2 separate regions of the Homo sapiens genome follow, and region 1 is linked to region 2. A link is a loop called in an ENCODE intact Hi-C map of the cell type or tissue named here. Cell type or tissue: PC-3. All regions are shown on one strand. Each heading gives the region's core, and the rest is flanking DNA. Links, peaks and the distances in the headings are about the cores only. Region 1 overlaps EPGN (epithelial mitogen). Region 2 overlaps MTHFD2L (methylenetetrahydrofolate dehydrogenase (NADP+ dependent) 2 like).

What was found. A loop is a pair of places that touch in the nucleus more often than their neighbours do. Peaks named below come from ENCODE experiments on the same cell type or tissue, not always from the same donor. Only the 100,000 strongest peaks of a DNase experiment are listed, where the experiment ranks them.
Region 1: a loop joins it to region 2, with 12 times the contacts of the local background. A loop is called at or near these places in 78 of 110 quality-filtered maps.

What each region holds. Positions count from the first base shown.
Region 1 is chr4:74,310,574-74,313,396 of GRCh38, forward strand. EPGN (epithelial mitogen) reads left to right here. Exons shown (of 5, transcript NM_001270989.2): 3 at 1,612-1,732; 4 at 2,445-2,597. All of the region lies in intron 2 of LOC105377276 (a long non-coding RNA gene), which reads right to left. Among named protein-coding and RNA genes, the nearest start is that of EPGN, 3.5 kb to the left of the region's middle. In PC-3, for the core only: a CTCF peak has its summit at 1,310 (motif pointing left); a DNase peak (open chromatin) is centred at 1,308; H3K4me3 peaks cover 1,273 bases; H3K27ac peaks cover 713 bases.
Region 2 is chr4:74,188,111-74,190,933 of GRCh38, forward strand. All of the region lies in intron 3 of MTHFD2L (methylenetetrahydrofolate dehydrogenase (NADP+ dependent) 2 like), which reads left to right. Among named protein-coding and RNA genes, the nearest start is that of MTHFD2L, 31 kb to the left of the region's middle. In PC-3, for the core only: CTCF peaks have their summits at 1,331 (motif pointing right) and 1,530; a DNase peak (open chromatin) is centred at 1,351; H3K27ac peaks cover 1,291 bases.

The sequences.
Region 1 (2,823 bases), core at 8-2,507, 120 kb after region 2:
TTCTTCCTTAATGGTGAACAGCAAATAAAATATTTTGAGTTACAAGTAATAATAATGGTAAAAAGGAATCCAATACAGTCATCCTCCGTTATTGGTTGAACATTGGTTCCAAGACCTCCTCCTCCTGCCCAGAGGGTACCAAAATCCACAGATGCTCAAATCCCTTATATAAAATAGTGAAATATTTGCATATAACCTATAGACACACACCCATGTACTTTAAATCATCCCTTGATTAGTTATGCCTAAAACATTGTAAACGCTATGCAAATAGTTGTTATACTGCATTGTTTAGGGAATAATGACAAGAAAAGTCAGTACATGTTATGTACAGATGCTTTTTTTTCAAATATTTTCCCTATGAGGTTGGTTGAATCCACAGATGTGGAACCTATGAATACAGAGGTACAACTGTATATCATTTCTGTATTTTTCCTTTGCTTTCTTGATGGAGAACTTTAATTTTTCCTTTTGTTTTTTATCTAACTTAAAAATATCAATCTAGTATCTTAGAAAAATTTTTATAAAGTTATGATCATTCTCATTCTTAGGGGAAAGATGAGTCTCTCTGGTATAACTTTTCTTTAGAAATGGCTTAATTCTCACATTTTTCTACCAAATCTAGTTTCAGGCTTAGTTAATCGAACTTGTTTAGTCTTGAAATAGAAAGCACCCAGCACAGTTTATAATGGAAAATTCTCACTGCCTGAGAATTAATTATTAAAATGATAAATTATATTCATCCTATTCAACAAAATGAACGTGAATTAGAAGATAATGTGTGTTCTCACCAAAATAAAGTAATACAACATAGTATTTTGTTTGTAATCTTAACATCTAAAGATTTAGCATTTTTAATATAAAAAAGAATGCCTTTTAAAACTGTTTTTTCCCTACAAACAAGTAAGATTCTCTTAATCTTAGCAAGGCAAATATGGTATACCTTTATCATAATGATGAGGAAATATGTTTATTTATAAAAATGACAAGTAAAATCCCATTAATTCTGTTTGAGAAACATTTAAGAATCAATAAAGTATGCCCCAAAGGACTCAATTAGGCAATTTTACCTAAGGGTCACTCCCACTGCATAAACACCAAGAATGGCATAGGTCTGTCTTTTGTACATCAGAGAGAATCAGGAATAAGAATCTTGTTTATTATCTCACAAGTGTAAATTCAAATCTTCGCAAGTGCTGACTTCTCAGGTGTAAAGGAAGAAAATCGAAATATTATGTGAGATCTTCTATGTTAATTAGTATTCAGACACAAGTCTGGGAAGCATCGCTCAAAATAACCTGCTAAGACTAGAACCAATGCTGCCACCTTTTGGTGAATTTGTTGCCTTTTCTGTCTTACTGCATTGCTTCTAAAAAGTGAAACAATCATCAATCCACCTCCATCCCCTAATTAATTAATAATATGTCATATGTCTAGATGATATTAACCCAGCCCTTGTGAATACAACCTGCTAAGAGAATCAATAGTTTAAAGGACACAGCACCACCCCCAAATATCCTTAAAATTAAAAATTTATTTACATATGTATTAAAAATTTACCATAAAAGTAAGACACATTTCATTTGCTAACATTGTATCTCCTTTTCCTAGCTGACAACATAGAAGGACCCATAGCCTTGAAGTTCTCACACCTTTGCCTGGAAGATCATAACAGTTACTGCATCAACGGTGCTTGTGCATTCCACCATGAGCTAGAGAAAGCCATCTGCAGGTAAATGCAAAGAAATATCCAAGTCCTAGAGACAGGAGATGAGTTTATGTCTCTGTTGTTTCATATAGTACATTTCCACACTTTTCTCTCTTTAGTTTAAAAGGGTGCATAATCTGAACATGACTTGACAGGCCTCTACATATTTGAATATCTAAGGAGTCTTTTGTCCAAACTATTTAATTCTCATTAATTAAAAACATGGTTCCCAGATTAGCAGCATCTCTTGAACCTGGGTGCTTGTTAGAAATGCAGGATCTATGCTCTACCCCAGAACTATTGAATCAGAATCTGCATTTTTAACAACATGCAAAGGTGATTTTAAGTTTTGGGGTTGTTTTCAGGATGAAATGAAGCAAACTAAGGCAAAAACATTACAGGAATATGAAGTTCTAGAGCAACTAAGATACTATTTTTATGATCATGATTTGCTCAGTATTCGCCTATGGAAGAATAGGCTAATGATTTTTCTAGAGTAAATTATGCAAGCATACTACCTTTTCCCTCTACTAATGAAGGGAAAATATGGGGCCTTAATGATTATTGGAAAATTCATAGCTGCTTCATTGCCCGTAACAGATTGGCTTTCATTTGGTATTTGCCTCTTTAATTTAAATTCCTTATTTCCATTTATTTTTTTAAATTTATTGAAACAGGTTATTTGTATTTCTACCACCGTAGGTTTTAAAATTAAACTTTTTTTCTTTTTTTAAAGGTGTTTTACTGGTTATACTGGAGAAAGGTGTGAGCACTTGACTTTAACTTCATATGCTGTGGATTCTTATGAAAAATACATTGCAATTGGGATTGGTGTTGGATTACTATTAAGTGGTTTTCTTGTTATTTTTTACTGCTATATAAGAAAGAGGTATGAAAAAGACAAAATATGAAGTCACTTCATATGCAATCGTTTGACAAATAGTTATTCAGGCCCTATAATGTGTCAGGCACTGACATGTAAAATTTTTTTAATTAAAAAAGAGCTGTAATCTGGCAAAAAGTTTCTATGTAATATTTTTCATGCCTTTTCTCATAAACCCAGACGAGTGGTAAAAATTTGCCTTCAGTTGTAATAGGAGAGTTCAAACGTACAG
Region 2 (2,823 bases), core at 274-2,773:
GAGTATATACTCTGTGATTTCATTTAAATAAAATTATATGAAATGAAAACTAATGAATTGACAGCATATCCGTGGTGTATTAGTCTGCTTCATCTATCATAAGAAAATACCATGGAATGAGAGGCTTAAACAGCAGAAATGTATTTTCTCACAGTCTGGAGGCTGAAAGTGTGCAATCACGGTGCCAGCATGGTTGGGTTCTAGTGAGAAGTTTCTTCCTAGCTTGCAGACAGAGCCTTCTCATTGTGTCCTCACATGATGAAGAAAGCAAGTTTTCTGGTTTCTCTTCTTATAAGGACACTAAATCATATCACAAGGGCCCTACCCTCATGAACTCATCTAAATCTAATTGGCCTCAGAAGTCCTATCTCTAAATACAATCACATTAAGTGTTACAGCTTTAATATATGAATTTCGGGGGGACATAATTCAGTCCATAACAAATGTTTATAGATAGTTGGAGCTGAGGGGATAGGAAAGAGAGGAAAGGATTATGAAGAGAGTAGGAGGAAAGTTTTCAGAATGGTAAATATGTTCATTATCTTGACTAGGATTCTGGTTTTATAGGTATATATATATATGTGTATGCATATGTATATATATGGGTATATATATATGTGTATACATATGTATATATATATGGGTATATATATATGTGTATACATATGTATATATATATGGGTATATATATATGTGTATACATATGTATATATATGGGTATATATATATCAAAACCTATCAAATTGTACTCTCTAAATGTATGCCGTCTATTATATTCAAATATTCTTCAATAAAGCTGTTTATCAAAAATGCAAATCTACTAGAAATAGAAAAAATACAATAAAACTATATAGTAAAGGACTCAAAAGAATGACAGGCACAGGACTCAGGATGAAATTTACATCTGTTTGGAGCAGGACGGAGAATGGACTAATTGGGTAGACTATAAGGTTAAATATAGATTAAGGTTAAATATAGATCAAGGCGATAACTTTTGTTTGGGGTAGTAGATTTGCATATGCCTAATTTATTATGAAAAACTAATTTAAATTGCATTGTGTTTGGACCAATATTGAGGTTGTGTCACAAGCCCATGAATTATGATTAATCCAATTTCTGCACTTGAAGTTCATTCAAAGAAAAAATACCCAATATTTTGTTTCAAATTCTTTTTGACATTATTTGTTTAGTCACATAGAAGCAAAGCCATCCTCACACAATATTATTTATCCAACTTAAAAAGAAAAACTTTCTCAGAGGGAGGTTTATATCAAAGAGCTTATGAGCAAGGGGAAGAAAAGTGAAGACCACTCTCTTGCATGTAAAGTATGTTAACCACATGATGGCAGCATTGAGCAAGCAGTGTTTTTCTTCCTTTTTTTTTTTTTTTTTTTTTTTTTAAAGATTAATGGTTTACACTGGAAGGTGAGTAAATCACTGAGATATAATTTACATAGCAGTGGGATTGGTTGGTGTCTATAGCCACTTATGTCTCTCTCTCTCATTCATATTCATGTGGAAACCATGCCCAGAGATTTTTAGTGGCTCAAATCTATAGAATTACATCTTTTTGAACAGTTATTATCAAAAATTTGTTATATCATCTAACTTGAGATGATTTGCTTTTCACAATATCTTCAAAATCATGAATTTTTTGAACAAGTTACTTTTTTATTTTTTTCTTTACCATTATATCCTCATCTGTTTTTGAGTGTATTCAGCTTGAAATGATGACAAAGCATTTACCAAAATCAAAAGGCCCTATGGAAGATGGATATTTCTCTGTGGAAAGTATTTTAAAATATCTAGTTATATGATAGTTTTCTGACCCTCATCATTCATTTACCAGGTCAACGAATATTTACCTAGAATTTATGTAACTCTGTACTAGGTACCCGGGGAAAAGGTACCTTTTAGTCAGGGTACTGACCAAATAGTCAGAAAGCAATTTGAGAATAAATCATTGTCCTTGAAAAGTTTGCAAGCAAGATTCCCAAAAAAACATCTTTTCTTTCTCCTTGTGTGTTTAAAAGAAGCTTATTAGAATTGGCCTGTTCACTAATCTAAGTGTTTTCTTCTATAGAATACACTATTTCAAGGACAGTACTGTATATTTGACAGAAGTTACCAAGGGCTCAATAAACCAAGGTGTCCTTAACATTGCTTACAAGAACAAGGTAATTTTAGGATCTCCATATACTCTTCAGGTCACTTAAGATAATTATATAGGGTAAAGGTTAGCAACCTTTGCGTGATGTGTAGGTTCCAACTTCATTAATTTTTATTTTTTATTTTTTTACATCCTATGAAGTAAGCCTGCCTGAGGACATCCTGGGGCAGTTTTCGTGGCTGTAGGAGAGGCTCAGAAGGGTGGAGAACCAGACCCACCTTTTTCCGGCCTAGAGAACTCCTTCCAGTCTACCTCCAAGCTCCACTGTGTTCTCAGAATTTGGGGTGGAGTAGCTCAGCGAGGTTAGAGTGTGTTCCCATTCCTTTTCTGTCCCCTTGTCCCTTGATGTTGAAACAACTCTTAAATAATATTGGGAAAGTGGTAGGCATCTGATAAGTATTTGCTGTCTTGAAATCTTGATGTAGATCCCAGAGGGTGTAACTTAAATATTTATTGGCTTGAGAACAGTGAACACAGTTTCCAAAAGTATCTCTTATTTACTCTTAGAAAATAAATCATTGAGAGACTATAGGTAGTTTGAGTAGGCAGACATTTATTCCATTAAAATATAAATTCCAGAGGCAAGAATTTTGTCTGTTTGCCTCACTTATATATTCATTTTTGTTTTTTGTTTTTTTGAGACAGAGTCTCGC